Linked DNA regions of Homo sapiens: regions 1, 2, 3, 4, 5 and 7 are each linked to region 6. The links are chromatin loops, found by intact Hi-C in ENCODE. Cell type or tissue: OCI-LY7. All regions are shown on one strand. Region 1 overlaps CAND1.11 (a long non-coding RNA gene). Region 2 overlaps ZNF143 (zinc finger protein 143). Region 3 overlaps SWAP70 (switching B cell complex subunit SWAP70). Region 4 overlaps SBF2 (SET binding factor 2). Region 5 overlaps SWAP70 (switching B cell complex subunit SWAP70). Region 6 has its middle 40 kb from the start of WEE1. Region 7 holds the start of IPO7 (importin 7).

Region 1 (4,000 bases), 700 kb before region 6:
ATTTTGAACAAACCATTGTCAAAAGACATTTTTTGAGGCAATCGGGCAAAGTTGATTATGGCCTGGCTATGAGATGATACTGCAGAATTATTTTTAATGTTAAGTGTGACAATAGCATTTTGGCTACATAAGAAAACATTATTTTCATTTTTTTAAAACAGATGCATACTGAAGTATGTGTGGGTGATATGATAGGATGACTGGACAAAAGAAAATTGAAGAAAAGGAAAAAGTTATTAAGAAAAGAAGAAAAGAAAGAGGAAGAAGAGAAAAGAGAAGGATAGGCAGGAAAGAAAAGAAAAAACATACTTTGGCAAAAAAATTTTTTAAAAACAAAAAAGAAAAAAGGATAGATGAATCAAATGTGGCAATATCATGATAATTATTGAATTTTAATGATGAGCATATGGGGGGTCATTATATTATTATTTCTCTGTTTTTGTGCGTTTGAAAGCTTTCATAATTTTTTAAGTTGTAAAACTGGTGCAGAAAAAGACAGACTGAGCAATGGAAGAGATTAAAAGGGCCAGAAACAAATTTAAATATTTACTATTTAAGAATTATTATATTACTGATTTGCAGGAAGATGAATTCTTTCTTCAAATAAAATCTTCAAATAAAATCTGACGAGGAGCACCAACAAAAAGGAATAAAACAAAAAAGGAATAGAGATGTTCCACTAGAAGCTGGAGAGAGAGACTAGCATTTTTTTCTTCCCCTTTTTCTCCCCAGAAAACTTCAGAAGTAACTCAGGAAAACTCTCTGTGGAACACAGTTTAAAAACCTCTGGTGCATATGATGAAGGAAGACCCTCAGGTCCTACAGAAAATATGCATTACTCAGTATAAATACTGGACAATTGGCTAACAATTTAGGGGAAAATAAAAGTTAAATCCCTACCTCATCAGATGCCAAAATAAATTCCATTTGCTTTAAAATGTTTAGCCTGGATAATATGGTGAAACCCCATCTCTACAAAAAATTTAAAAATTAGCCAGGCGTGGTGGTGTGCACCTGTAGTCCCAGCTACTAGGGAGGCTGAGGTGAGAGGATCACCTGAGCCCAGGAGGTCGAGGCTACAGTGAGCCACAATCACGCCACTGCACTCCAGCCTGGGCAACAGAGTGAGACCTTGTCTCAAAAAAATAAATAAAATAAAATGTTTAAAGTATAAAACAAAATCATAAAAATATTAGAAAAAAAGAGATGGCTATTCTAAAATATTGAGGCAGAGAAAGACTTCGTAAGCAAGCCAGTAAAGACAGAAATTATAAAGGAAAACATCGGTATCTTTGATTATATAAATATTTATAAGTTTTATATGGCAAAAAATAAGCCACACTCTCTCTACAAAAAGAAAAAAGGTGTGTCTCTATGTGACAAAACTTTAGTATTCTTAATCAATAAGAATATTAAAGTATTTCAGATCAACAGGAAAAAAACAAATATTCCAACAGAATGAATGAATCAAGAACTCAAAAAAAAAATGGCAGGGCGTGGTAGCTCATTTATAATCCTATAATTACAGTCCTATAATTCCGGCACTTTGGAAGGTCGAGGCAGGAGAACCACTCGAGCCCAGGAGTTCAAGACCAGCCTGGGCAACATAGTGAGACCTCCTCTCTACAAAACATTTAAACATTAACCAGGGTGGTACACGCCTATAGTCATAGCTATTCAGGAGGCTGAGGCAGGAGGATCACTTGAACCCAGAAGCTGGAGGCTGCAATGAGCTATGATCATGCCACTGCACTCCAGCCTGGGTGACAAAGCGAGACCCTGTCTGTTAATAATAAATAAAATAAATAAGTAAATAAATAAACAATAATAATATATATATAAGGGGAAATATAAATGATCATGAAGACATCAAAAATACTCAAGCTACACTAATAATCATGGAAATAAGTTAAAGTAGTGAGAAGAGTTGATGCTGTTAAATTAAATTTAGTCTAAATCTGCTTCCTTAAATATTTTAAGTTTGGCCAAAAGCTTTTTGCATACGTAGTGAACGGTAACCTAACGATGTGAAAACACACTGTAACCTACTCTTGCAACAAGCAGCCAAGTCTCAGCCAATCACAGAAGCCATACTTCAACTACTCACAGGTTGCTAAGTGTTTAAACCTTGTTTTAAAAAGGCAGACACAGAGCTGTAACCAGTCTGGCTGTTTCTGTCCCTCACTTCCATTTTCTCAATGTCACTTTTGTTTTTCTGTCCATAAATCCTCTCCAACCACGTGGCAGCACCAGAGATGCTCTGAACTTACTCTGGCTCTCGGGGGCTGCCTGATTCATGAATCCTTCTTTACGCAGTTAAACTATGTTAAATTTAATTTGTCTAAAGTTTTGTTTTTTAAACAATGCTGATTCCTCTTTCTGGTGATATAGCAGACTAAGTTGAAAATCCTGCTACTATAAAACATCTAGAAATGCTAAGTAAAATACACTTAATATCCTTTTAAATGCATAGCTGAACCCCATGAAAATACAGGAAAGCCACAGAAAACTAAACCAAGGTAACTAAAATCCAGAGTAGAAAACTTGAGCTGAAAAGCAGTTGCCTGGGCTTTGCGGAAGGGGTTTCCTCCCTTTGGTAACAGAGATTTGTTTAGGGACAGAAGAAAAGGAACTGAGATACTCAAGTAAATCCAAGGACTCTCAAAATGCTACACCCCACATCACCAGCACAGATGCACTTTTGCGTGGTTCATAAACATAAAATTAAGAAATTAATATAAAGAATGGTCTCAGATGGGTAATAACCTTGGGACAATTGGCAGAAGCAAACATAAATCTCTCTGAAGGGACTCAACCCAGTCCACACAGAATTACCATCAACTAAGCTTTAATAAGATGAGCTCGGAACCCCAAATTACAGGAAATAGGAAGAAATACATCACAATGAATAAGAGTCAGCAGATAAAGGTAGCAGAGTTATTAGAACGAAACTATAAACTAAATGTTTTAAATTATTAAGGATATAAAATACAGTCTCAAAAACATGAGAAAAGAATAAAACTTTTTAAAGAGCAATAGGAAACACCATGTTTACCTATTACATGACATAATATTATTAATTGAAAAGAAGAATAATGTTCAGTGTTTCAAAGGAAATAGGAAATTGACTTTTTTTTTTTTTTTGAGACAGAGTTTCACTCTTGTCACTCAGGCTGGAGTGCAATGGCGCAATCGTGGCTCACTGCAACCTCTGCCTCCCAGGTTCAAGCGATTCTCCTGCCCCAGCCTCCTGAGTAGTTGAGACTACAGGCACCTGCCACCACACTCGGCTAATTTTTTGTATTTTTAGTAGAGACGGGGTTTCACCATGTTGGTCAGGCTGGTCTCGAACTCCTGACCTCAGGTGATCCACCCATCTTGGCCTCCCACAGTGCTGAGATTACAGGCATGAGCCACTGCACCTGGCCAGAAATTGACTTTTTTATACTGTTAGTAGAAGTAAAAATTGATCCTTCCAGAAGGCAATCTGGCTCAAATGCTTTAACAAAAAAGAGTACAGACCCAATGACCCAATAATTTTATTTGTAATAATTTATCCTAAAAAATAGTCATTAAATTACTCAAAGATGAGTTGAATGCACATAAAAATGTTCATTGAGGGCTTTAAAAAATTGTTTAGAGATGGGATCCCCCTATGTTGCCCAAGCTGGTCTCGAACTCCTGGCTTCAAGTGATCCTCCCACCTCGGCCTCCTTGTAGCTGGGAATACAGGTGCAAGCCACAGCACCCAGCTATATTGGGGCCATTTTTAATGGTAAAAACACAGAGGGAAAATCTTAGCACTCAGCCAGGAGTAGTGGCTCATGCCTGTAATCCCAACACTTTGGGAGGCCAAGACAGGAGGATCACTTGAGGCCAGGAGTTCAAGACCAGCCTGGGCAACATAGTGAGACCCCAGTCTACAAAATATTTTTAAAATTAGCTGGGCATGGTGGTGCACACCTGTAGTCCCAGCTACTCAAGAGGCTGAGTCAGAAGG
Region 2 (4,000 bases), 110 kb after region 6:
TGGAATGAGTGTGGACAACATGATGTTTGTACAAACTGGAATATTCTGTAAACCTTTTGTCACACCCAGGAACTGTACAAACATATGGCTTTTCTCCTAAAGAGCAACACCAAAAAAAAGTTCAACTTTTACATATGTAGGCAAAATCATTCCATACTTCCCCCCCAGGGGGTAAAATACCTCTAAAAATAAAGAATTGCCAAACCCCTCCTCATCCCACCATGAGGCAGCACACAAGAAAAGATTCCCTAACTATGGTTTTGACTTGACTCAAAAGGTAGTATGATCCTTAGTGCTGTCTCCATGCATCAACACCAGGTTCTCCTTAATCTCAAGGAATGAGAAAAGGATGGAGATGTTGCCCAGTTTAACTCTAACTTTAATGAAACTGTAATTTGTTTCCCATAATTAGATAATCTAGATACTGTTATAGTCTATTAATAATAATAAATGCTATTATCGTAACTTATGCAGCTTCCTAAGAATTTCATAAAGATAATAAAAAAGGATTGTCTTTAAAAGTCTATTAAACCTAGTTAGATATGTCAATACAACTAAAAGGACAAACATGTTTCATTTAACTTAACCTGACTTCTTACATCCAATCAAAAGCTACTGAGTATTCACTAATAGCAAGCAGGCAATACATAGGGAAGTAAATACTTTAATTTTTGTCCCATGAAACAGCTTGAGAACATTATAGGCAGTACACATATTTTTAGAACTTTTTACTACAGAAAATTTCAAATATACACAAAAGTATAGAGAAACAGTTCCCCATGTACCAATCATCCAGCTTCAACTATCAGTTCATGACCAATATTGTTTCTTATATTTACTACCCATTTCCCCCTTCTTCCCGACCAGGATTATTCCGAAACAGTTGCAGGTAACATTCTTTTTCTTTCAGGCTGTATACCAAAAAGATGGGTCCCAGTTTAAAAAATATGTAAACAAAATTAATAATAATTACTTAATATCACAAAATATCTAGACAGTGCTAACATGTGGTGGTGTAGGGACCTAAAACTGAAAGCAAACTGGAACAAATTAACCTAATTGTTTAAATGAATACTTTTAACTACACTGAAGGGGCTGGGGTGGGGGAACAAATAAATTAATTAAAGTAGCTCATTTACACAGTATTTGACTTATGCCCTCAGTCTTGGGCTCAGTGGCGAGAGTGAGGGGAAGAATTGCAAACAAATATTCAGCTCATTTGTAGTAGGCTTGTTTACTGTAGTGGTATGGGTGAAGGGATTCTGAAACTATTTTAGATGGAATAAAAGACTGAGCAAATGAGTAAATATTTCAAATGCTGCTGGAAGGGCTCCAGCTGTGGAAAAAGGAGAATACAAATATGGAATGGGGGAAGAAAAACAAAAAGAACCCTGTGGTGAAATGGAATTGGAGGTATTGGTGTGAACTCAGATTTTTAAAATGTACATATGAAAGTGTGTATACATATGCATGTCCTGGTTTATTCTCATTCGACACATTCCTTGGGTAACTGCACCTTTCGCAGTGGTTCTAAACACAGTAAACCCCCCCAAAAATAAGATACCACACTAATGTACCGTAACATAAGTCTTACACATAAAGTAATTGGCGATTTCTTCCTGTCCTCTGCCCAGTTCCCATTCCCAAAGCAGGCAGGTTAATGTTCTTATTTTGGTGGATAGTTGCTGAGATGTGGTGAGGGCAAGAGAAAGGGCAGCCAATTTCAACTTGGAAAAATCAGCCCAATTGATATTTAGGCTAGAGCAGAAACTGCCACTAGGTGGCACCAAACCACAGCCAAGAGGCGAATGGATTTGGATTGAGCTTTTGAGCTCCCTTACTGGCTAGTTACATAGCTTCACCTGGGTCATCTGACGAGCCTTGCAAAGAAAAAAAAAGAAAAAGAAAAGAAAAAAGGACTGCATTTCACAGGTCTGAATCTTTACTCTACTGGATATTGTGACCAGTTATTGTAGCAATTACCTGATCATTAGCCAATCTTTTCTTCCAGCCCAGACCCACCTCTTAGGTCAGACCAACATTTATAACTGCATACTCTCTCTACTTCAATTATTCTCAAAACAGTCTACTAAAAGACCTGGGGAGCTTTAAATACACCCTGATGCCTGGGCCTCACCCCAGTACAATTATGTCAGAATCTTTGCAGACAGGATCTGGGCAATCAGTCTATTTTAAAGAGATACATCCAATATGCAGACTCATTTGAGAGCACTGCTCTACCTAAATGTTCCAAAGACATCAGTATGGCCAAACTTAATGTAGGCATCTCTCTTATTGAATGCTAATTTGCCCATAAAATGTGTTGAATGGCTAGCTTTCAGATAATTAGTCTGTATTCCATTGCTTTTTTCTTTTCTTTTTGAGACGGAGTCTCGCTCTGTCACCCATGCTGGAAGTGCAATGGTGTGATCTCGACTCACTGCAACCTCCACCTCCTGGATTCAAGTGATTATCCTGCCTCAGCCTCCTGAGTAGCTGGGATTACAGGCAGCTGCCACCACACCCAGCTAACTTTTGTATTTTTTGGTAGAGAATTGGTTTCGCCATGTTGGCCAGGCTGGTTTTGAACTCCTGACCTCAAGTGATCCACCCACCTTGGCCTCCCAAAGTGCTGGGATTACAGGCATGAGCTACTACTGCGCCAAGCTCTATCTATATTCCATTAATTTAAATGGGAAAAATAATGTTTTCCCAGCCCATCCAAAAAGCCCCAGCCATTTTCTCCAAATATTACAAAAAGGCACTTAAGCACATATATTTTAATAAGAAGCACTTAAAAGATGAATTGTCTTTTCCTTTTTTTTTTTTTTTTTTTGATATGGAGTCTCACTCAGTCGCCCAGGCTGGAGTGCAGTGGCATGATCTTGACTCACTACAACCTCCACCTCCCAGGTTCAAGCAACTCTCCTGCCTCAGTCTCCCAAGTAGCTGGGATTGCAGGTGCCCACCACCAGGCCTAATTTTTGTATTTTTTGGTAGAGACAGGGTTTCACCATGTTGGCCAGGCTGGTCACGAAACTCTGACCTCAAGTGATCTGCTCACCTTGACCTTCCCCAAGTGCTGGGATTACAGGTGTGAGCCACCATGCCTGGCCATAATTATTTAACAGTAAGTGAACTCATTCGTAGGTACATGTTTATGTATAGCACACAAAAATTGCATATCAGGGCTGGGCGTGGTGGCTCACCTGAGGTCAGGAGTTCAAGATCAGCTGGGCCAACATGGTGAAACCCTGTCTCTACTAAAAATACAAAACTTAGCTCAGCGTGATGACATGCGCCTGTAATCCCAGCTACTCGGGAGGCTGAGGCAGGAGAATCACTTGAACCCAGGAGGCAGAGGTCGCAGTGAGCTGAGGTCACGACACTGCACTCCAGCCTGAGCGACAGAGCGAGACTCCATCTCAAAAAAAAAGTCTTTTGGCCAGGCATGGTGGCTCACGCCTGTAATCCTAGCACTTTGGGAGGCCAAGGTGGGTGGATCACAACGTCAGGAGATGGAGACCATCCTGGCCAACATGGTGAAACCCTGTCTCTACTAAAAATACAAAAATTAGCTGGGCATGGTGGTATGCGCCTGTAGTCCCAGCTACTCAGGAGGCTGAGGCAGGAGAATCACTTGAACCCAGGAGGCGGAGGTTGCAGTGAGCCTAGATCGTGCCATTGCACTCCAGCCTGGGTGACAGGGCGTGACTCCATCTTAAAAAAAAAAAAAAAAAGAGGCTGGGCGTGGTGGCTCACACCTGTAATCCCAGCACTTTGGGAGGCCGAGGCGGGTGGATCACAAGGTCAAGAGATTGAGACTGTCATGGCCAACATGGTGAAATCCCGTCTCTATTAAAAGTATAAAAATTAGCTGGGCGTGGTGGCAGGTGCCTGTAGTCCCAGCTACTCAGGAGGCTGAGGCAGGAGAATCGCTTGAACCCAGGAGGCGGAGGTTGCAGTGAGCTGAGATCACGCCATTGCACTCCAGCCTGGG
Region 3 (4,000 bases), 140 kb before region 6:
TAATTATACAAATAATTTTTATTTCAAATTAGCTTCTTTCTACTACTCAGTATAATCCTCTCACAGCCTGGCATATACTTGGTAGCACATCATTCACTAGAGAGAGTACGAGAGAAAATTAGGTTGACAATATGGGGCAAAGGGGTAGTCTCCTTTAAGGTGAGGGGAAAGGAGATGGGAATGAAACATGCCAAGTGTATGATGGTTAGGGAAAGAAATATCTTAGTAGAAGCTAGAAAACCTCTACTAACAGGATCACATTCCAAAAGGGCAACCAGGAAATGGCAATGACTCCATGACTTCTCTGTCAGAGCACCAATGGTCAAAGGCATTCCATGTCAAGTGTCAGGAAATGGAAAGCGAACCGGCCAATCTAGTTTAACAGCACATACTCGGAAAAGGAAACACGCTGCCAAAGGAAAGAGCTGACATCCAGTCCACAGAGGTTCTGAGTACCCAGTGGCAGTGAGCCCCTCCAAACTCTGCAGAGCTGACTGTGCTGTCTGCACCCTGCCTCATTTGGGGAAGAATCTGAGAGAGCTAAAAGACAAATTTCAGAAGGTGATGTTTTCAAAGAAAGAGTAAACAAACAGCTTGACAATGTTGACTTTTTTTTTCTTTTCAGGTAACCCTTGTTTGCAGGAAGATAAATAAGAAGGCTTCCTTAGGATACTGACCCACTTAGAGAGGCACAGAAGGAAGAAGAGTTAAAAGCAGCAAAGCCGGGTTTTTTTGTTTTGTTTTGTTTTGTTTTGTTTTGAGATGGAGTCTCACTCTGTTGCCCAAGCTGGAGTACAACGGCATGATCTCAGCTCGCTGCAACCTCCGCCTCCCACGTTCAAGTGATTCTCCTGCCTCAGCCTCCCAAGTAGCTGGGATTACAGGCGCCCGCCACCACGCTCAGCTAATTTTTTTTGTATTTTTAGTAGAGACAGGGTTTCACCAGGTTGGCCAGGCTGCTCTTGAACTCCTGACCTCAGGTGATCCACCCGCCTCGGCCTCCCAAAGTGCTGGGATTACAGGCGTGAGCCACCACGCCCGGCCCCCAAAGCTGTTTCTTTTGTCTTTAGCGTAAAGCTCTCCTGCCATGCAGTATCTACATAACTGACGTGACTGCCAGCAAGCTCAGTCACTCCGTGGTCTTTTTCTCTTTCCAGTTCTTCTCTCTCTCTTCAAGTTCTGCCTCAGTGAAAGCTGCAGGTCCCCAGTTAGTGATCAGGTGAGGGTTCTTTGAACCTAAGAGGCAAACATGCTTTAAATACAGGAAGTATTATATTCTTCAGGATACCCCATCATTTTTCTACAGACAAAATAGTAACTTCCCTACTTTATTTCTTCTTTGAGGAACATGCATAAATGTCATACCAGCTAAAACAATTAGAAGATGTATACCAAGGGGATTAACTGGGCCCTCTTACCTATTAGGGGATAAGATTTTCAAGAGAAATTTATCCTGAACAGCTTGGTTTTTTTACATTTGGGCTAAAAAAGTTTCTTTAGTACAATTCAAATACACAAGTGAAACAGAAAAATAAATTTAAAAATAAATATATGGGCAGGGCGTGGTGGCTCACGCCTGTAATTCCAGGACTTTGGGAGGCTGAGGCGGGCGGATCACGAGGTCAGGAGATCAAGACCATCCTGGTTAACACGGTGAAACCCCGTCTCTACTAAAAATACAAAAAATTAGCCGGTCGTGGTGGCGGGCACCTGTAGTCCCAGCTACTTGGGAGGTTAAGGCAGGAGAATGGCATGAACCCAGGAGGCGGAGCTTGCAGTGAGCCAAGATCGCACCACTGCACTCCATCCAGCCTGGGCGACAGAGCGAGACTCCATCTCAAAATAAATAAATTAATTAAATAAAATAAAAATGAAAAATAAAAATAAATATATGATTACTTCATAGAGTCTGTTACCTGGTTCTATCAGTCGAATTAATCCTTCATGATGGGCCACTTTGTCCTTCCAGCTCTTGGTCTTATTAGTTGCCATCTCCAGCTTCTTTTTAACTTCCTGAAACAAAAGTGGATTTTGGACTATGCAGACACACGGGTAGTTTAAGAACCAAATCACAACTATTGGGCCCTTACTATGTATTTGTGAATTATCTCATTAAATCCTCTCATAGCCCATTCTAAGAAGTGGGAACTACTATTACCCCATTGTACAGAGTGAAAACGGGTTCAGAGAAGGTCAGTAACCTGCCGAGAGTCACACAGCAGGAAATGGTAGAGCCAGAATTGGAACCCAGGCTGTCTGATTCCAAAGCCTATTCTTCCACCATCTGCATACGAATTACAATGGGTGTATGGCCCTGTGTGCCAGTTACAGTTTACTGCCTCTCCACTCCAAATCCACCCTGAACTGTCCTGCTGGTGAAACTAAAATAATTCTCCTCACTAGCTGGCAGCATAAAGCTTTGTCAGTAGAGGGTGCTGAAGGGACACGAGGAGGGAGGGACTTTTCTTCTAGGTTCCACTCAGCGGCTCCTGTGGCACTCAGAACACCCACAGTGCTCACCACCAGTGAGTTTCTGTAGCACCTCCCTGTGGGCAGCTTTTGCCGGTGGCCTCCCAGTGAGCTTTGCTGGCACAGCACCTCAACAAACTTTTCTGCCATCTGTGCACCCTCTCCATGGAGGTATGGATCACAACACTGGGGTTAAGGGGCAAGAAGCAAAGAATGCTCTTCCAGATCCACTCCCTCCCTGGTGCTCTGCCTCAGTTTTCGAGGCAGTGGCTGCTCCCTACGTCTGCTGTTCCTGCATTCTCAAAGCCTTCTTTACAACACAGTAGGTAATCTCCTATGACAGTTAATAATGTTTTATATTAAACTTTCCCTGTTCAAATTACTGTGCAGTTTCTGTCTCTGATGGATGTATAATATATCTTATCTCCTGTAAAAACTCCCTCTTTTTTCTTTCTTACAGCTAAGCAAGATTCTTACTACAGCTTCATATTGGCAGCTAAGCAAATAATTCTATTATTGAGAAATGTTTTTCAAAAATTTAAATATACAAGTTTGCAGGGCCAAGTCTCATTACCTCGTACTGCTCAAGTGCTTGCTTCCGTTCTAACTCAAGCTGCTCCAGCTGCTCCATGGCCTCCTGCAGGGCCTGTTCCTTCAGGACACGCTGATTCTCCAACTCCTGCTTCTCCGCCTCGGTTGTCTGAATGGCCTGCTGCTGCTCCAAGTGCCACTTTTCTAGTTCAGCCCTCTTGGAAGACTCTTCCTCCAACAACCTACAATGTGGAGGAAAGCTCCAGATCAAATCCTGCCCAGGTCACCACCCTGACCCAGCAGACGAGGGAAGCATTTTAGACAAGAGAATATTTGAGGTCGTCTAATCCCCCTTTCATTCCACCAGGAGGAAAGCAGGAGCCAGAGAAGCTCATATTCACAAAGCTGGTAAAGCAGCCTATATGTCCTGCTCTAAGCTCTCTCAGTTTCACCCGTTTGTGAAATAAAAAATAACATTTATCCAGAGTTTAATGTGTGCCAGGAACTGGCCTAAGAGTCAAGTGTATTTTCTCAATTAATCCTCACAGTAAATTTAGGTGCTGCTACTCATATTTTAGAGATGGTGCAAGTGAGACACAAAGGTTCAGTGGCCTGTACTAGGATCATCCACCTGCCAGGTGGCAGGGCCAAGATTTGAAGTTTGCCTGGTTGCTACAACATGAAAACATTTTCATCTAGTAAAAACCTGTTACCATGGAAAAAGCTGATAATGAAGATGAAGAAAGGAGTGAACGCAGACAGAATAGAGATACTATTTATTGAACAATTGCTACATGCCAGGCCCTTGCCTCCATTATTGCTAATCCCCTGACAATCCTGAAAGGTATTGTCCCTACATTACAGATGAAGCAATGAAAAACCAAAGGGTTTAAAAGTATGTTGCACAGGTTATAATGGATTTTAACCCAGGTCTGTGTGACTCCAAAATAACAGGAATACCTATCTGGGAATACCCAGCTATGTAGTTGTTTAAATAAAC
Region 4 (4,000 bases), 360 kb before region 6:
CAGTGCATTTCAGATTCAATCATGTTGCTTCATACAGTTGTTTATTCCTTTTTCTGAGTGGTAATCCACTTTATGGATGGACTAAAGTTTTATTTACCTGTTGACCAACTGAAAGACAATTTTAGCAATAATGAATAAAACCACCCCAAACATTTGCATAAGTTTTTGTATAAATATAAGTTTTCATTTCTCTTGTATGAATACCTAGGAGTGGGAGGCTGGAATATATGGTAATACAATATTTAACTGTATAGGAAACTGCCAAACTGTTTTCTCAAGTGTCTACGTTATTTTGCATTTTCACCAGCAGTATATTAGCATTCCATTTGTGCCACATCTTTACTAACACTTGGTATTGTCAGTTGGTTTCTTTTTTTCTTTTTTTTTTTTTTTTTTTTTTTTTTTTGAGTCAAAGTTTCGCTGTTGTTGCCCAGGCTGGAGTGCCATGGCACAATCTTGACTCATCACAACCTCTGCCTCCTGGGTTCAAGCGATTCTCCTGCCTCAGCCTCCCAAGTAGCTGGGATTATAGGCATACACCACCACACCTGGCTAATTTTATATTTTTAGTAGAGGCGGGGTTTCTCCATGTTGATCAGGCTGGTCTCGAACTCCCGTGAGCCACCCGCCTCGGCCTCGCAAAGTGCTGGGATTATAGGCATGAGCTACTGCACCCGGCTGGTTTCTTTCTTTTCTTTTTTTTTTTTTTTTGGGCGGTGTTGGGGGTGTCTTGTTTTAGCCTTTCCAACAGGTATGTGGTGGTATCTCATTGTGATTCTAATTTGTATTTCAGCAGGTGAGTGAGAGTATAGGACTGTTAGCTGGTCACTGTATGTTGCCTTCGTACTTGTGACAAGAGTACTTGTCTTAGAATAGGAAATCTCTATCTGGAGTCATGAATTAGAGCAGTGGTTCTCAACAGGAGCAACCCTCCCACCCTACTTCATGAAATTGGTCTGGAGACATTTTTGGTGGTCACAGTTGGAGGGACTGTGCTACTGTCATCTAGTGGATAAAGGCCAAAGATACTTCTAAACATCTTACAATACACAAGACACCTACTCTTTATCGCAAATAATTATCAAGCCCAAATGTCAATTAGTGCATAGGTTGAGAAACCCTGAATTAGGGCAACCAGCATATCAAATATTAAAGTCATCTACTTGTATTAAGGATAAGACATTCAGTTGAATGTCTCAGTCATCTCACAAGGATGTGATCCTTGAAAGTCCTATGAAGTTGGAAAATTGAGGATGAGTCATTCCATCAATGTCATGTACACTACCAGGCAACTCTAAAGAGTCCAGTTACGTTTTGACAATGTTTAACAATTTACTCCAGTGACAGTATTGCCATCAACTGTATTAGAAAAAAAATTTGTGTCACTTGCTATCCCACATAGCTCTAAGTATAATTTGTGCACGTTAAATAATTTCAAATACTTGAATTAATCTGGGAAACTTGATAAGCTCTAACAATATCATATTGATTTGTCTTTCAGTGCTGAGACCAATACATAGGAAAAATTTTCTTTTTCCCAAGGTGGCTGTTGCCTACTTTGAATTTCCATTGGGGTTTGGGGCTTTTGTTGTGCCTTGCTTTGCTTTTATTTGAAATTAGTTTCAAGCCTTGTATTCTGTAACCCCTAGGCATATTCTCACTTAGCCTACCAAAGCTGGGGGTAGCTGGGCGTGCTGCAGGGGGGAGGGGTGCTGCAGACCAGATGATGTGTGTATATGTCACTTTTTCATGTCTGAGAAAAATCATTCTACCTCGAATTACTAAAGTATACTCTTAAAGCAGGATTATAGAGACCATTCCTTGAAAATCATTATCCAAATTCAAAATGTAAAAGACAGTGCATTCTGCCAAACTCTTTTCAGTAGTTTATTTTGGTTACTTTGGAAAAAAATGTTGCCAGGTTCACTGTAAGTGTTTAGTTGTCTAGCCCTTGTTTATTACTTTATATTTGCATTTCTCTGGAATCAAAGATGAAAATTTGGCTGCTGCTTTGTACTGTCGGAAAATAACGGATTTCCTTATTTCAACAAGGAGATTCAACACAAAATTTGGCTGTAGCTTTTAATGAGCTTGGTGACGTTCAAGGGACCAGTCCAAACACATCTTGTGTTACAAGTAAAAGCAGATGTTTTTAAGTATATGCAGAATACAGTGAGCCCTACCCTAAACTTCCTCTCATTGCTATTGTCTTCTCAAAAGTCATTTCGCGACCAAGTTAGGTTCAAGGTAGCAAATGTGGTCCTTTACATTTATCATGCTGCCCGTTAGAGGGCAGCAGTATACAGACTCAGGAGCCAGAAAACCAAATATTACTGTATTCTGGGGCATAAGTCTTTTTCGAATCTTCTAAACACAGCTAAATATATCATAATTTAACAAAATCCCTAATCTGCATTTTGGTGTAGAATATCTATATAACTACAGATATTCAACTTTGAACTTTGTTTTAACATGATCTTTTTTACAAGCTTGTAAATTAATGCTTGTAATTCTAAATTGTGTATGGATTTGGTTTACAATATTTCTAATTGCTTCTGGGAAGACTCTATTTAAAACTTATTGGAGGGCTGGGCGTGGTGGCTTACGCCTGTAATCCCAGCGCTTTGGGAGGCTGAGGCTGGTGGATCACGAGGTCAGAAGTTTGAGACCAGCCTGAACAACATAGTGAAACCCCGTCTCTACTAAAAATACAAAAGAATTAGCCAGGCGTGGTGGTGCACACCTGTAATCCCAGCTACTTGGGAGGCTGAGGCAGAAGAATCACTTGAACCCGGGAGGCAGAGGTTGCAGCGAGCAGAGATCGCGCCACTGCACCCCAGCCTGGACAACAAAGTGAAACTCTGTCTCAAAAACAAACAAACAAACAAAAAACATATTGGATACTACTACTATAATTACTAAAATGTAAGTAGTTGGTAATGTGTTGGAAATCTTGGGAGAAAGAGATGGCTTTAGTTATAGAAGCATGGTACCATGCCATAGAATATGCAGAGAATAAGAGAATACATATTTTTTAAATGAATGTAGCCAAAATTTTTGGAAAACAGCCTTTAGATTCATTCTGGGGTGGTGTGTGTGTGTGTGTTTGTGTGTTCTAACAGCTTTACTGTAACAGCTCGTTCAATACTCATAAGAACCTTATGAAGTAGGTACTATATTATTATCTTCCTTACAGATGTGAAAACTACAACACATGGGGTAAGTGAATTGACACTGCACCAGGTCACACTACTAGTAAGTGGCCAAGCTAGAGTTTGAAACGAGGCGTTCTGAAATCAGAGATCATGAACTAAAAATACTTTGTTATACTACCTCTCATTGAATTGTCTAACCTTTCCCCCTGAATTGTCATGCCACCTATCTCTATCATATTTTCTCACATAGTCCTGTTTTGGGGCTCTCTATTCTATTCCATTCATCCTTTTAACCCTTCACTAATAACAGTTGTTGTACTGTATTAATTATTAAAGGTTTATGTAAGTTTTGATATCTGGAAATCTTAACTCTCCCACTTAACTCTTCTTCAGAATTTCCTTGACTATTTTTGGTCTTTGTATGTCCCTATGAAGTTTAGGATGAACTTACCAAATTATAGGACCAACTCTTTAGAGATTTTGACTAGAAGTGATATGTGCATCCTTCTTTTTCTTTTTCTTTTTCCTTTCTTGAGACAAGGTCTCACTCTGTCACCCAGGCTGGAGTGTGGTGGTGCAATCACAGCTCACCACAGCCTCCATCTCCCAGGCTTAAACTATCCTCCTCCCTCAGTCCCCTGAGTAGCTGGGACCATGGGCAGGCACCACCATGCCTGGCTAATTTTTTATTTTTTTGTAGAAATGGGGTCTCACTATGTTGCCCAGACTGGTCTTGAACTCCTGGACTAAAGTGATCTGCCCACTCCGAACTCCCAAAGTGCTGAGATTACATAAGCATAAGACACTGTGCCTGGCCAATGCATCCTGCTTTTTCTAAACCACCC
Region 5 (4,000 bases), 76 kb before region 6:
GTTAAACACAGGGATGGCTAAATTCAGTGATAATTTTCTTAACCATCTTTACTTAGGCAAACTGTGAGGAAGGCAGCACAGTATACAAGGCACCTGGAAGAGACCTGCGCTCCAATGTCTCTGCATCCTCACTGTCAAATGAGAGTTGGACTTGTTTGTAAAACCCTTAACTATCAACCCAAACTCATTTCATAATTTAGATAAGAAGTCCAGCTTTGTGACAGCTTTTTCACTGTTAGTAAGGTCTATAAAAGGGAAGTCTTCTTCAAAAAATATAACAACAGGCTGGGCATGGTGGCTTATGCCAATAATCCTAGCACTCTGGGGGGCTGAAACAAGAGGATAGCTAGAGCCCAGAAGTTCAATACCAACCTGGACAACATGGCAAAACCCCATCTCTATAGAAAGTACAAAAGCTAGCTGGATGTGGTGGCACATGCCTGTAGTCCCAGCTACCTGGGAGGCTGAGATGGGAGGCTGAGGTGGGAGGATCACCTAAGCCTAGGGAGGTCGAGGCTGCATTGAGCCATGATCATGCCACTGCACTCCAACCTTGGTGACAGAGGGGGTCCCATCTCAAAAATTAATTAATTAATTATAATATATATGTATATATAAAACAACCAACTGAATAAAGCAACAATGAAACAGTATTTCTAAAAGAGGAAAAAATTGTGTACTATCTTTAAAACTTTTTATCAGCAACCTTTCTTTAAAGCTTAGACAGTATCTCAAGTATTTTTTTCTTTTTTAAGATTTATTTGTATTTTTTAAAAATAGAGATGGGGTCTCACTATGTGTGCCCAGGCGGGTCTCAAACTCCTGGGCTCAAGTGATCCTCCCACCTCAGCCTCCCAAAGTGCCAGGATTATACACATGAGCCACCATGCCCAGTCTCAACAAGGTTTTTTGTTTGTTTGTTTTTTGTTTTGAGGCAGAGTCTCACTCTGTCACCCAGGCTGGAGTGCAATGGCATGATCTCAGCAACGTCTGCCTCCTAAGTTCAAGCAATCTTTCCACCTCAGCCTCCCAAGTAGCGGAATTACAGGCACCTGCCACCACACCCAGCTAATTTTTATATTTTTAGTAGAGACAGAGTTTCACCATGTTGGCCAGACTGGTCTCAAACTCCTGACCTCAAGTGATCCACCCACCTTGGCCTGCGTGCTGGGATTAGAGGCGTGAACGACTACACCTTACCAAGGTTTTCTTTTTATAAAAATAAAATATACAAGAAATAAAATTTTTGATGGCCGGAATATAAACTAGTAAAAAGAAGTAAAAGCTCCTCCATAAACTTATACAGCAATTTATGCTTTTTCAAGTAGACTCATACCATCTATTAATTTGTTTTAGCCTCTCCACAGGGAGAATAGATATTATTGCTATTTTACAGACGAAGAGGCTGAGTCAGAGATTAGGAGATGTGTCCCAAATCACAGAGTTTTACGTGTAGCAAAACTGGGATTAGACCCAAGCCTCCCACTCTGGTGTCCTTTCCATGCTTTGCTACCTTCCCTCTGTTTCTGGAAAAACAGATAGCCCTGCCAATACAAAGATGGACACGCCCGTGAGTTGTTTCTAAATTTTAGTGATGTGCTGGTGCTACCCCAGCCCCACCCCATCAGCTCCACAGGGCCCAACAGAGATGACAGGCACTATTCAGCAGAGCCAAGTTAGTGCCAGTGGCAAGGAAGTCCACATACCTAGAAGTCTGGGACCGTTCTCTCTCTGGGAGCCCTCATCTCCCAGCACCCTATCCCTCTGGGGGAATCTGCACTAAGAGGCACTAACCCCTTCTCCAGATGAGGAAGCTGAAAAGCAGATTAAGACAAAAGAATCAGAAAGAGGACTACAAGTTCTTGATTTGTAAAAGGACTGCCCCAAATCATTCTAATCAGGGTGTTTGCAAGTTTCTTGAAAAAGCTGAATTTATCCCGCTTCAAATGCCTGTTCCTCCAAAGGCCATTCTTTCAGCACCCACATAATTGCTAAGCAGCTTTGCTCTCATTCTGCTGATCTGAAGAATAAACTATTGTTACCACAATAACAGATCCATATCCATGCCAGAAACTCATCTCTCCAGTTCCCTCATAGCTGTCTGCAGTTGCCTCTGCAGGGCCTCTGCTGACAAGATGACTAATTAACTGCATGAGCCCTGCTCGTGTGGTCTGTTCCTGTTCAGTGGTTTGCTTGCCATTTACCCCTTTTGAGCATTTTACTCCAGCCATCATGAAAATGAAATCAAGGATGGTGAACAGTGTTTTAACACGAGTAAGTAGTGTTCACCCTCCTTTCTCCAAAGACGTAGAGATTCTAAAAAGTTATTTAAAACGTGCCACCCAGTAACACACTGTTTCCCTTTACAGGATGTGCGTAATGGGCAAGATTCAACACTGAAAAAAAAGCGGAGTGGGGGCAGATTTCTATTCCAAAAGACTTATCTGAACTGACACAATTATAGACTTATAACTCATAATGGGCAATCTTTTTTTAAAACATTAAAATTCCTGTCTGATTTATAAAATTTCAAGCCAATGGCAAATTACCAGAAAATTCTTCCTAACAATGGACCAGCATGACCAATTTCCTACCACAGCTATGCCCTGCCTTAAAAGCATTGTCTACTCTAAGTCCTGCCCATTCCCGCATGGACTCATTTTCCCCTTCCAAACATCTTTTCATCCTGCTTGTCACTGCTTAAGTCTTGCTTGTTTCCTCTTACCTTTAATCTAACCAGCCTCAAAAATCTCAAAGTCATTGTTCACATTGCTCTCAATCCCTAAGTACAATCAGTTACCATCCTAGACACTTACACCAAATCTTCAAGTACCACTAACATCACGTTATCCCCCTGCCTAAAAATCATCAGAAGACTACAGAAGTAAAAGCTAAGGAAATATGTGAGTTGTATATTTAAGTCACTCCACAGGCCAGCCCACTTCACCTTCCTTATTTCTTCCCACCCTCTGCACCAACCATATAAATCCAGCCAAATAAGCTTACTAACTGCATCCCAGGCAACTTGTACCACATCCCTTTCTCCCCTGGGCCCTTGCTCAATTTACCCCTACCTCCTTTCCTGCCTAACAAAAATGGCATCTCTTTCTGAAGCCTTCACCACCCAAACCAAGATGATCTTTCTTCACTCTGTTTCCCAAGCAGTACCTCTTGTGCTAACTACCACACATGATTTCTCTCTCCTGTAAGACTGTACATTTCTGAAAGGCCCATATCTTATACAACATTGCATGCCCATGGCACCTGGCATGCTGCCCAGAATCCAGAAGACTTTCAATAACTGCTAAGTGAATTCTTTCTAAAAATTCTCTTAACACTAAAGCCGTGATACTTTAATATTAACAATAATCTTAGAAAATATACTATTTCTATCTCCTCACTTCACAGATAAAAAGACTGTGGCCTGAGACTTGGCCTAAGTCACACAATAATTAGCAACAAAGTAGGGACTAGAACTCAAATCTCTTAGCTCTCTGTCCCACAGTGATGCCCTGTGCTGGAAACATTTCTCTTCTGCCTAGTCACATCCTTCAAGATTGGGTCATTCATAAACTCTAGGAAATCTTTATGGATTACCACCCTGCCCCATGAACTCCTATTCAGCATTTAACTATGTTCTGTTTCAGATACTAATGGTATCTCAAATATCTAACTTATCAAATATCCTCCCTTATTGAAGGGAGGAAATAAATATTTTCCTTCTGCATCCTTCAGTGACTAGCATAGGGCTAAGCGAAGATTCAGTAAGAGCAGAACACTTACAGACAGATTAAGGAAAAGTAACTCAAAGTCATCTGTTGGAATGCTGTCCACAGAATATATGCCACTGATGTCATACAGCATGGATGGCACTGGATTACACTCTAACTGAACCACCTTTTTAAAGTTATTTTGGATAACTTACCAACTTACCCCTCTTCAGAAACTAAACAGAAAATACTGGTAAATTTGACCACAGAAAAATGCTTATATTTTCTTT
Region 6 (4,000 bases):
TTAAGACAGAGAAATGCAGAAGTAAATCTACTTGAACCTAATATGGCCTTAAAACGAAAACAACTGTGCCCCTTGGAGTTTTGGGGGGCCTTCCTGTAGGGAGAGAAAATCAAGTCCAGGCTCTAGTGACCTTCACTGGAGAACCAAATTCTCCTGCAGGGGTCCAGAATGGGGGCTTCGGGCCCTCAAGGGGGCTTCAGTGCTAGTGCAATGAGTTCTGAATCCATAAACCTGCTGAGCATTGACCTTAGACCAGCATTTCTTAACCAAACTAAGGTTATGAACCCTGGTAATCATAAAAACGACAGAACTTCTTCCCAGAAAAATTGCACATTTGCCCTAAAATATGAAACAATCTCAGGAGTTTCATGGGCTCCCTGAATCCTATCCACTCCTAGTTGTCCCCATACCCCAGATTAAGACTCTCTGATGGACCTGAATAAATACAATGTCCTACATACAATGTATAAAACGTGTACGCTGTTTTTCAAGTCTACTGATAGAAATGTGATGAATAAATACAACTTCATTTAAAAGAAATACTGAATTTAGAGACTTCCTGTTATATGTGATCTCCAGAGGACCAGTAAATGCCTGTGCAAGCCAAGGAACACGTTAAAAAGAATCCCCTATCCCTGCAACAAAGCCCGAAAGGGATTCTACTGGGACAGTTGCTCGGTCCCAGGGCCCAGGCATTGGAGAGAGCCTCGCTCCAGAGACTCTGTGGCCCCACCGGAGCCGGTGCCGGCTTTTAGGGGTTTTCTCACGGAAATGTTCAGCTGCCGGTGAGTTCACGTGCATTTAAGTTTTATTCTCCAGTTAGGACCGGGTTTTCCAGATGTGGGTTGTCAGCGCGTGCCCAGTAACCAGCTTGCGCCCAGGTGCGAAACGCAGTCATTGGGTCTCTCCGGGTGTGCGTCCTGGGTGGAGCCCCAGGGGCCCCGGCGTGGGTGGCCGTCCTGCTCCGCGGGTACCCGCGGAATGCCCTGCCCGCATGCTCCCTCTGCTGGGCGCGCCTCGGCGCCTTCCGGGTGCACGGCCCTGCCCAGGAGCGGCGCGTGGGGCCCCGGGTCTGCGGATGAATGGGGAGATAGCGAGGGGAGGGGCGCACAGCACAGCCCACTCCCCCTTACCCACGCCTCCAGAACAGTCCTACCCCTAGCCCCAACACCTCCTTCTATCCCCGCCCCGCTCTCCCCAGACGCTCTTAATCTGATTGAGACTTCGGCACGTAAACGCGGTTCTAGGAGCCCGGACTGGCTCAGTGCACGACTTATCAGAAACTTACCCGTATCTAACACACAATAGATTCGTGCACATCTGTTGAATAAAGAAGAGTTTGTTTTTCGTGTTTGAACCGTGTCTGCTTCAATAACGCTTCCTGCAGTGGTCCTTTTTAGGAGGGGTACAGTGAGTGGTATACTGCGAGGGAAGCGGGACAAGGAGGCAAAGGGAAGGGAAACAGGCGGGCCCAGAGAGCAGCTTCCGAGTGACCTGGAAAATCAGCGCCCAGAACTCATCTAGACACAGAGGCTCGGTGCCATGGCATTCCGCGCTGACTGCCAGAACCGCGGGCCGCGGAGCCAGCACTGTGCCGGCAACGTGGTGGGGCGAATGCCCTGGGGTCGGAGAGGTGGAAAGGCCCGAAAGGAAGAGCCCAGAAGGGGACAGTCCCCACCCAACGGCAGGGTAAAGGCCCGTCTCTACTGGTTACTAGAGACGTGGAACCCAGGAAGCTCGAGGCCCCAGGAAACCGGCATAGAAGGAGGCCTGTCAAAGGGGCCCCGAATCCTCCCGCAGGGACAGAGCGACACGTCCACCCGGGCTCGGAGGACTAACACCAGGAGTCCCCTGAGGCCCTGCCCCAGGCTTCCCAGGTTGTGGGGACACCAGCTGCCTGCAGGGGGCGGGATGTTCCTTTGGCGCTGCTGGGCAGTGACTAAGAGCAGAAACAAAAATAGAAGCTGAGATCAACGGAAAGGAATGAGACTGAACAAACACACGCATTAATCCTGATGGGATACATAGTAAAATAACATTCCCAAACACGGCAGTAAGAAAAGATGAACTATGTAAAGAATGCGCAGATAAATGAATGAAAATTTGGAGGACAAAAATGTGTTTCACATCGTATTTCAAAATAAACACCAAGTGGATTAAAGTGCTAAATATTTTAAAGAACAGCCATAGAAACTATATATTTAATAGGATAAGGCAGTTATATTTATGGATAAACGTCAGCGTTCTCAAAACTTTGAAACAACAGAAGAAACAACAAAGGAAGACTAACGTTCAAAAATACAAAAACTGGACAGAATTTTAAAAAGACAACAGATTGAGAAAAATGTCTGCACCAAGTGACAAGCAAATACTACCTGAAATGTATAAAAGCTTGTTTATAGGCCAGGTGCAGTGGCTCACGCCTGTAATCCCAGCACTTTAGGAGGCCAAGGCGGGTGGATCAACTGAGGTCAGGAGTTCGAGACCAGCCTGGCCAACATGGTGAAAGCCCCGTCTCTACTAAAAATACAAAAATTAGTTGGGTGTGGTGGCACACGCCTGTAGTCCCAGTTACTTGGGTGGCTGAGGCAGGAGAATCGCTTGAACCCGGGAGGCGGAGGTTGCAGTGAGCCGAGATCGCACCACTGAACTCCAGCCTGGGTGACAGAGCAAGATTCCATCCCCCCCACCCAAAAAAAGCTTGTTTATATATATAAAAACAATCAAGGTACCAATTGCTAAATAGACAAAGAAGGTAAACATGCACTGTAATTCACAATAAGAAATAAAAGTCATACCCAAGTGCATGGGGAAAACGTTCATTGATAATCAGAAACTTTAAACTTAAAACAGTTATGACATAACACCTTACATCTACTAAAGTAGCAAAAATGTTTTAAAATTATAATGCAGGCTGGATGCAGTGGCTCATGCCTGTAATATCAGTTCACTGGGGGCCAAGGCAGGAGGTTCCCTTGAGGCCAGGAGTTGGAGACCAGCCTGGGCAACAGAGTGAGACCCTGTCACTACAAAAAATTTAAAAATTAGTCCAGCATGGTGCTGTGCTCTAGTAGTCTTAGCTACTTGGGAGGCTGAGGTGGGAGGATCCCTTTAAGCCTGAGAGTTACAGTGAGCTATGATCACACCAGTGCACTCCAACCTGGGCAATAGTGAGACGCTGTTTCTGTAAAAATAAATAGAAAAAAATATAATAGAAAAACAGAAAAAAAATAATGCATAATGTTAGCAGCATGGTAAAATAATAGTCACCATTGCTTCATACAACTCTATCTGGTTTTTTTGAGACGGAGTCTTGCTCTGTTGCACAGGCTAGAGTGCAGTGTTGCCTCACTGCAACCTCTGCCTCCCAGGTTCAAGTGATTCTCCTGTCTCAGCCTCCTGAGTAGCTGGGACTATAGGCACATGTCACCACACCTTGCTAATTTTTGTATTTTTAGTAGAGATGGGGTTTTACCATATTTATCAGGCTGGTCTCAAACTCCACTGCTCTGTTGCCCAGGCTGGAATGCAGTGGCGCAATCTCGGCTCACTGCAACCTCCGCCTCCCAGGTTCAAGCAATTCTCCTGCCTTAGCCTCCCAAGTAGCTGGGACTACAGGCGCGTGACATCACACCCAGCTAATTTTTATGTTTTCAGTAGAGACAGGGTTTCGCCATGTGATCCACCCACCTTGGCCTCCCAAAGTGCTGGGATTACAGGTGTGAGCCACCGCGCCCGGCCCATACAACTCTTTTGAATAGCAATATAGTGATCTTCATTTATTCAACAAACAGCTATTAGGGAGTTCCTATTGCAGATTAAATACTACTGTAAGATCTCACTATAATGGAGGGAAGAGACAACAAAGAAACAAATATACATGATGCAAGGTGGTGGTAGCGGTAGGAAGAAAAATAGAACCATGAGCAATGGGACGTGCTAATTGCATCAGCTTGGTTAGTCAGGGTAAGCCTCCCTGATAAGATGACATTTGAACAGA
Region 7 (4,000 bases), 230 kb after region 6:
TGGGGTTTCTCCATGTTGGTCAGGCTGGTCTCAAACTCCCAACCTCAAGTGATCAGTCCGCCTCAGCCTCACAAAATGCTGGGATTACAGGCGTGAGCCACCGTGCCTGGCCAAATAAAATTAATTTTAAAAGTAAGCCAAATATGTATGACAAATCAGTGCTATAGAGAAAAACAAGTGAAAGGAGATAGGGAGTATGATGGTCAAGGAACTCCTCAGTGATAAGGAGACATTTGAACAGGGATGGAAGGAAATGAGAGAACAAGTTAGGGGGATAACTATGTGAAAGGAGTTCCAAGGAGTTAAGTGCAAAGACTCTGAGGCAGAAGGGCTATTTTGTTTCGAAACTGTCTATACTATAAACACTTTAATAACATTTACAAATTTTACATTGAGTCAGTGATTATTTCACTTTGTGAAGAGATTCATTCAAATGTCAATGATCTTATTCTTTGGTTCTAAATGAACCAAAACACAGCTTCACTGGAATGAGAGACATCATAGAATAATTCGTTCTTCTATCTTCTCCAAAGCAAGAGCCTTTCAGAAATGTTACTTCCTCATTCTTAACAATATTCAAGACTTGTCTGAGATCTGTCTCCCAAATCAATGTTCTGCCACAAGAAAGTCAAAGCAAAAAATATTTAAATGGAAGAAGGGAGAGGGAGAAGTAGTGTATTAAAATGGAATGAAAGTAAATATACTAATAGAAAATTTACCTTAGGAAGAATATTTAAAAATCTAGGTGTTATAATTGAAAGAAATGTATGAAATGTAAATAGTTAAGGATTACAAAAATAAAGGCCATGTAACAAATTTTCTTTGACAGATTAGCGGTGTTCACTGTTTGACAGTATTCCAAAACAGTAGTTTAATGGTTAAGTAAAAAAGGCATTGAATACTATTTTGATCATTTGTTTATCTTCCAAAAACTAGCTTGTGAAATACCCCAGGTTTCTACTACAAGATGTTAGTGCATATACTAGACATGTAATGTCTATTTGAGGAATAAATGAATTTCAGATTTTCAGGAAGTATTATTTCCCCCATTTTTGTAGAAGCAAACCAACTCTTCAAGTACTCACTTTTAAAATTAATAATTACATGCAAGTATAATTAGTCAAAATAATACGCGATTAGAGCAAAGTCATGGTAGAAATGACCATGACTAAACTTTTAGCTTTTCTAGGCTTGTAACTGCATTACTATTTAATAAGCAAAATAATTTTCAACTTAACCCATGTCTATCACTAAGCAAATCAAAACAAAAAGTGATCCATTGCTCCTTCCATAGTTTGGTAATGGTTCAAAATGGTAATACGGTTCAACTCACTATTTTATATCCAAAAAAATCTAAGCTCCTCCCAAGGTGACTCTGAGTCTAAAAATTTGAACATGTAATCATCACTTTGTGTGGTATAATAATGATCTCATTTACATATAAAATAGATTTAACATTCTGAAATAATTTTACATTTAATTTGTGTAAACTCTGTAGGTAGTCTTCTTGAACTGTAAGTTCCGTGAGGGCAGGGATCTCTAGTGCAGCCCTTTACACTGAAAGTCCAGTTAGTAATATTTCTGCTGTTTCTGGTAAGTCAATATAAACAATGTTTTTAAATTATTTACTTACCAGCTAAAAGACGCATAAAATAGTTGAATTTCTATTTTAAAGTGTGATTTCTTTTTCAGTTAAAAAATGTACACTAAAGTTCAGTAAAGCTGGCAGATTCAGCAGCATGCTGAAGGACAGTTACTAACTGGCAGAAAAGTTACAGCAGCCCTTTTAAGAAGGATTTAAAATACTGATCATTAATACGTAAAAATGCAAAAGTTTAGAAACAAAGAATGACACTGGAGATAGTACAATAAATATTCATGCAATTAAGCTGTTTTCCAAGGAGCGGTCCCCACAAAATATGGGGGAAAAAAAAAACCTTCAGAGAATGCAATATCTGAACTGATAAGGAGCTCAGCATGTTCCAAGGCACTCAGACTTAACATTATCTCACCTGTCTGTCACAGCAACTCTGTGGCGTAATTTTATGAATGGGAAAAACTCAGGATCAAGAGGTTAAGCGACTGGCCCAAGGTCACTCAAGGAATCAATGGTGCAGCTATACCTAGAAGGGTGCACTTCACCTGATCCTTCCCACTACATAAGCCAGCTCCCCGACTGAAGCATTAGGACAGCGGAAAAGCAGGGATCAGACTCTGTGAGTGTCCCGCACTACTCCTATCCTGCCAAGGAGGCGCGGGCTTGCCTTTGAAAGCCTTCCCTAGCAACTCAGCCAGAGAGGAGGAAGTTGTGCCCGAGGCAGGCCACTGATCAGCCCAGCAAAGTGACAAGGATGACAGGCGCAGCCCCCAAAGGACCAGCCGGCATTCCCAGGAGCCCTTCCAAACCCTGCGACGGCGAGACTGGTCTCAGAAACATCTGAAAAACCTCCCAGTAAGTTTCGCCCCCTCCTGGACGTGAGGAACCAGCTGGGAATGAGCCAGAGGTCGGCCAGCCACCCGAGCCAGCCATGTGTCCAACCCGTCACGCCCGCCCCGCCTCAGCCGGCTCCTCATGCCTAGACCGCAGCCAGAGGCCCAGCTCAGGATCCGAAGCAAAGGCAGCCTTGGCTGCAGCCACCACCACCACACCACACCGAGGCGCCCCGGCGTGGAAGTCGCCGTCAGATGTCCGCCCCACCCTCCTGCTGGGACCCTCAACGACGTCGTCCGCGCCTCCGGCCAGGCCCCGGGGGCTCGGCCTGCCACTTCTGCCCACCCGCCTGCCCGCCGCCACCGCTAGCCGGGCGTCCTTACTTCATTGAGCTGGCGCTCCGCGGCCTCACGCAGGGCTGGGTCCATAGTGCCCCGCAGGGCCTCGATAATGGTGTTGGGGTCCATCGCAGCGCGGACTCGGTCAAACCCGGGGCTCGGGTGCTACTGGGCCAGGAATAGCGCCACTCACTGCGCACATGGACCCGCCGCGCTCCGCAGCGGCAACCGGCGCGAAAGGAAAGAGAAGCGCCAAGGCCCCGGATAGAACCTCTTCGCCTCGGCGTGGAGGCGGGAGATGCTCCGGCGACTTCCTGTGGGCGCGCCTGCGGAGCACTTTGGGAGATGTAGTCCACAAACACAGTCCGCAGCCCACGTGGCTGCCTGAGCTGTCGTTCCTACAGACAAGTCTTTCTGTTCAAAAACGAAAAATGTTCAAGTTCCACAAAAAGAAAAGCAAAACAATCAGTTACAAAAGGTTTCACATACTATATCCACAATGTTCATAAAGGGAGTCAGATACAGTGTGTGGTGCAATCGATTGCTAATGGCTGCGTGATTGAAGGAAACTTTCTGAAAAGCAATTTGAGATGTGTTTCTGATAGCCACTAAAATATTTAAACTGCCGGGCGCGGTGGTTCACGCCTGTAATCCCAGCACTTTGGGAGGCCAAGGCGGGCGGATCACGAGATCAGGAGATCGAGAGCATCCTGGCTAACACGGCGAAACCCCGTTTCTACTAAAAATACAAAAAATTAGCCGGGCGTGGTGGCACGCGCCTGTAGTCTCAGCTACTAGGGAGGCTGAGGCAGGAGAATCGCTTGAACCCGGGAAGCGGAGGTTGCAGTGAGCCGAGATCGTGCCATTGCACTCCAGCTTGGGCAACAAGAGCGAAACTCCGTCTCAAAAAAACAAAACGAAACGAAATGTTTAAACTCTGACCCAGTAATTCCACTTATGAGACTTTATCCTAAGGCAATAACACGGAAGATTAAATGAACTTTATGTGTGAAAGGTTTTTATCACATTACGTATTAGTAATTACCAAATACTGAAATCATGGCTTTTTATTGAGTATCCAAATTTTAGTTGGGACTTCATATAAATCACCTCTTAATGCAGAGTAAAAGCATAATCCCTATTAAAATACACCTTCCTGCCAGGCGCGGTGGCTCACACCTGTAATCCCAGCACTTTGGGAGGCCAAGGTGGGCGGATCACAAGGTCAGGA

Evidence for each region. A loop is a pair of places that touch in the nucleus more often than their neighbours do. Peaks named below come from ENCODE experiments on the same cell type or tissue, not always from the same donor. Only the 100,000 strongest peaks of a DNase experiment are listed, where the experiment ranks them.
Region 1: a loop joins it to region 6, with 8 times the contacts of the local background. A loop is called at or near these places in 41 of 110 quality-filtered maps.
Region 2: a loop joins it to region 6, with 10 times the contacts of the local background. A loop is called at or near these places in 9 of 110 quality-filtered maps.
Region 3: it touches region 6 in a loop (10-fold over the local background); 87 of 110 quality-filtered maps call a loop at or near these places.
Region 4: a loop joins it to region 6, with 17 times the contacts of the local background. A loop is called at or near these places in 20 of 110 quality-filtered maps.
Region 5: it touches region 6 in a loop (4-fold over the local background); 7 of 110 quality-filtered maps call a loop at or near these places.
Region 7: it touches region 6 in a loop (2.7-fold over the local background); 2 of 110 quality-filtered maps call a loop at or near these places.

What each region holds. Positions count from the first base shown.
Region 1 is chr11:10,312,977-10,316,976 of GRCh38, reverse strand. All of the region lies in intron 1 of CAND1.11 (a long non-coding RNA gene), which reads right to left. Among named protein-coding and RNA genes, the nearest start is that of CAND1.11, 6.7 kb to the right of the region's middle. RefSeq lists a silencer at 2,013-2,082. In OCI-LY7, no CTCF peak of the experiment used is centred here; DNase peaks (open chromatin) are centred at 2,086 and 2,606; H3K4me3 peaks cover 1,696 bases; H3K27ac peaks cover 3,492 bases.
Region 2 is chr11:9,504,715-9,508,714 of GRCh38, reverse strand. It overlaps ZNF143 (zinc finger protein 143), which reads right to left. Exons shown (of 16, transcript NM_003442.6): 12 at 1-96. Among named protein-coding and RNA genes, the nearest start is that of ZNF143, 46 kb to the right of the region's middle. RefSeq lists a silencer at 1,743-1,862. In OCI-LY7, a CTCF peak has its summit at 1,777 (motif pointing right); a DNase peak (open chromatin) is centred at 1,794.
Region 3 is chr11:9,747,100-9,751,099 of GRCh38, reverse strand. SWAP70 (switching B cell complex subunit SWAP70) reads right to left here. Exons shown (of 12, transcript NM_015055.4): 10 at 3,044-3,242; 11 at 1,917-2,013; 12 at 1-1,236. The coding sequence ends at 1,130. Among named protein-coding and RNA genes, the nearest start is that of SBF2-AS1, 9.2 kb to the left of the region's middle. In OCI-LY7, a CTCF peak has its summit at 2,448 (motif pointing right); DNase peaks (open chromatin) are centred at 2,469, 3,069 and 3,629; H3K4me3 peaks cover 1,524 bases; H3K27ac peaks cover 1,990 bases.
Region 4 is chr11:9,971,367-9,975,366 of GRCh38, reverse strand. All of the region lies in intron 13 of SBF2 (SET binding factor 2), which reads left to right. Among named protein-coding and RNA genes, the nearest start is that of LINC02709, 210 kb to the right of the region's middle. In OCI-LY7, CTCF peaks have their summits at 1,008 (motif pointing left), 2,078 and 2,300 (motif pointing right); a DNase peak (open chromatin) is centred at 2,266.
Region 5 is chr11:9,687,501-9,691,500 of GRCh38, reverse strand. All of the region lies in intron 1 of SWAP70 (switching B cell complex subunit SWAP70), which reads right to left. Among named protein-coding and RNA genes, the nearest start is that of SWAP70, 25 kb to the right of the region's middle. In OCI-LY7, no CTCF peak of the experiment used is centred here; a DNase peak (open chromatin) is centred at 2,150; H3K4me3 peaks cover 2,766 bases; H3K27ac peaks cover 4,000 bases.
Region 6 is chr11:9,611,252-9,615,251 of GRCh38, reverse strand. No RefSeq gene overlaps it. Among named protein-coding and RNA genes, the nearest start is that of WEE1, 40 kb to the right of the region's middle. RefSeq lists enhancers at 51-140, 1,341-2,030 and a silencer at 861-1,240. In OCI-LY7, CTCF peaks have their summits at 986 (motif pointing left), 1,696 and 1,897 (motif pointing right); DNase peaks (open chromatin) are centred at 941, 1,891, 3,138 and 3,961; H3K4me3 peaks cover 2,445 bases; H3K27ac peaks cover 4,000 bases.
Region 7 is chr11:9,383,662-9,387,661 of GRCh38, reverse strand. It overlaps IPO7 (importin 7), which reads right to left and starts at 3,010. Exons shown (of 25, transcript NM_006391.3): 1 at 2,815-3,010. The coding sequence starts at 2,898. RefSeq lists an enhancer at 2,493-3,008. In OCI-LY7, a CTCF peak has its summit at 2,469 (motif pointing left); DNase peaks (open chromatin) are centred at 2,271, 2,611 and 3,091; H3K4me3 peaks cover 3,287 bases; H3K27ac peaks cover 2,245 bases.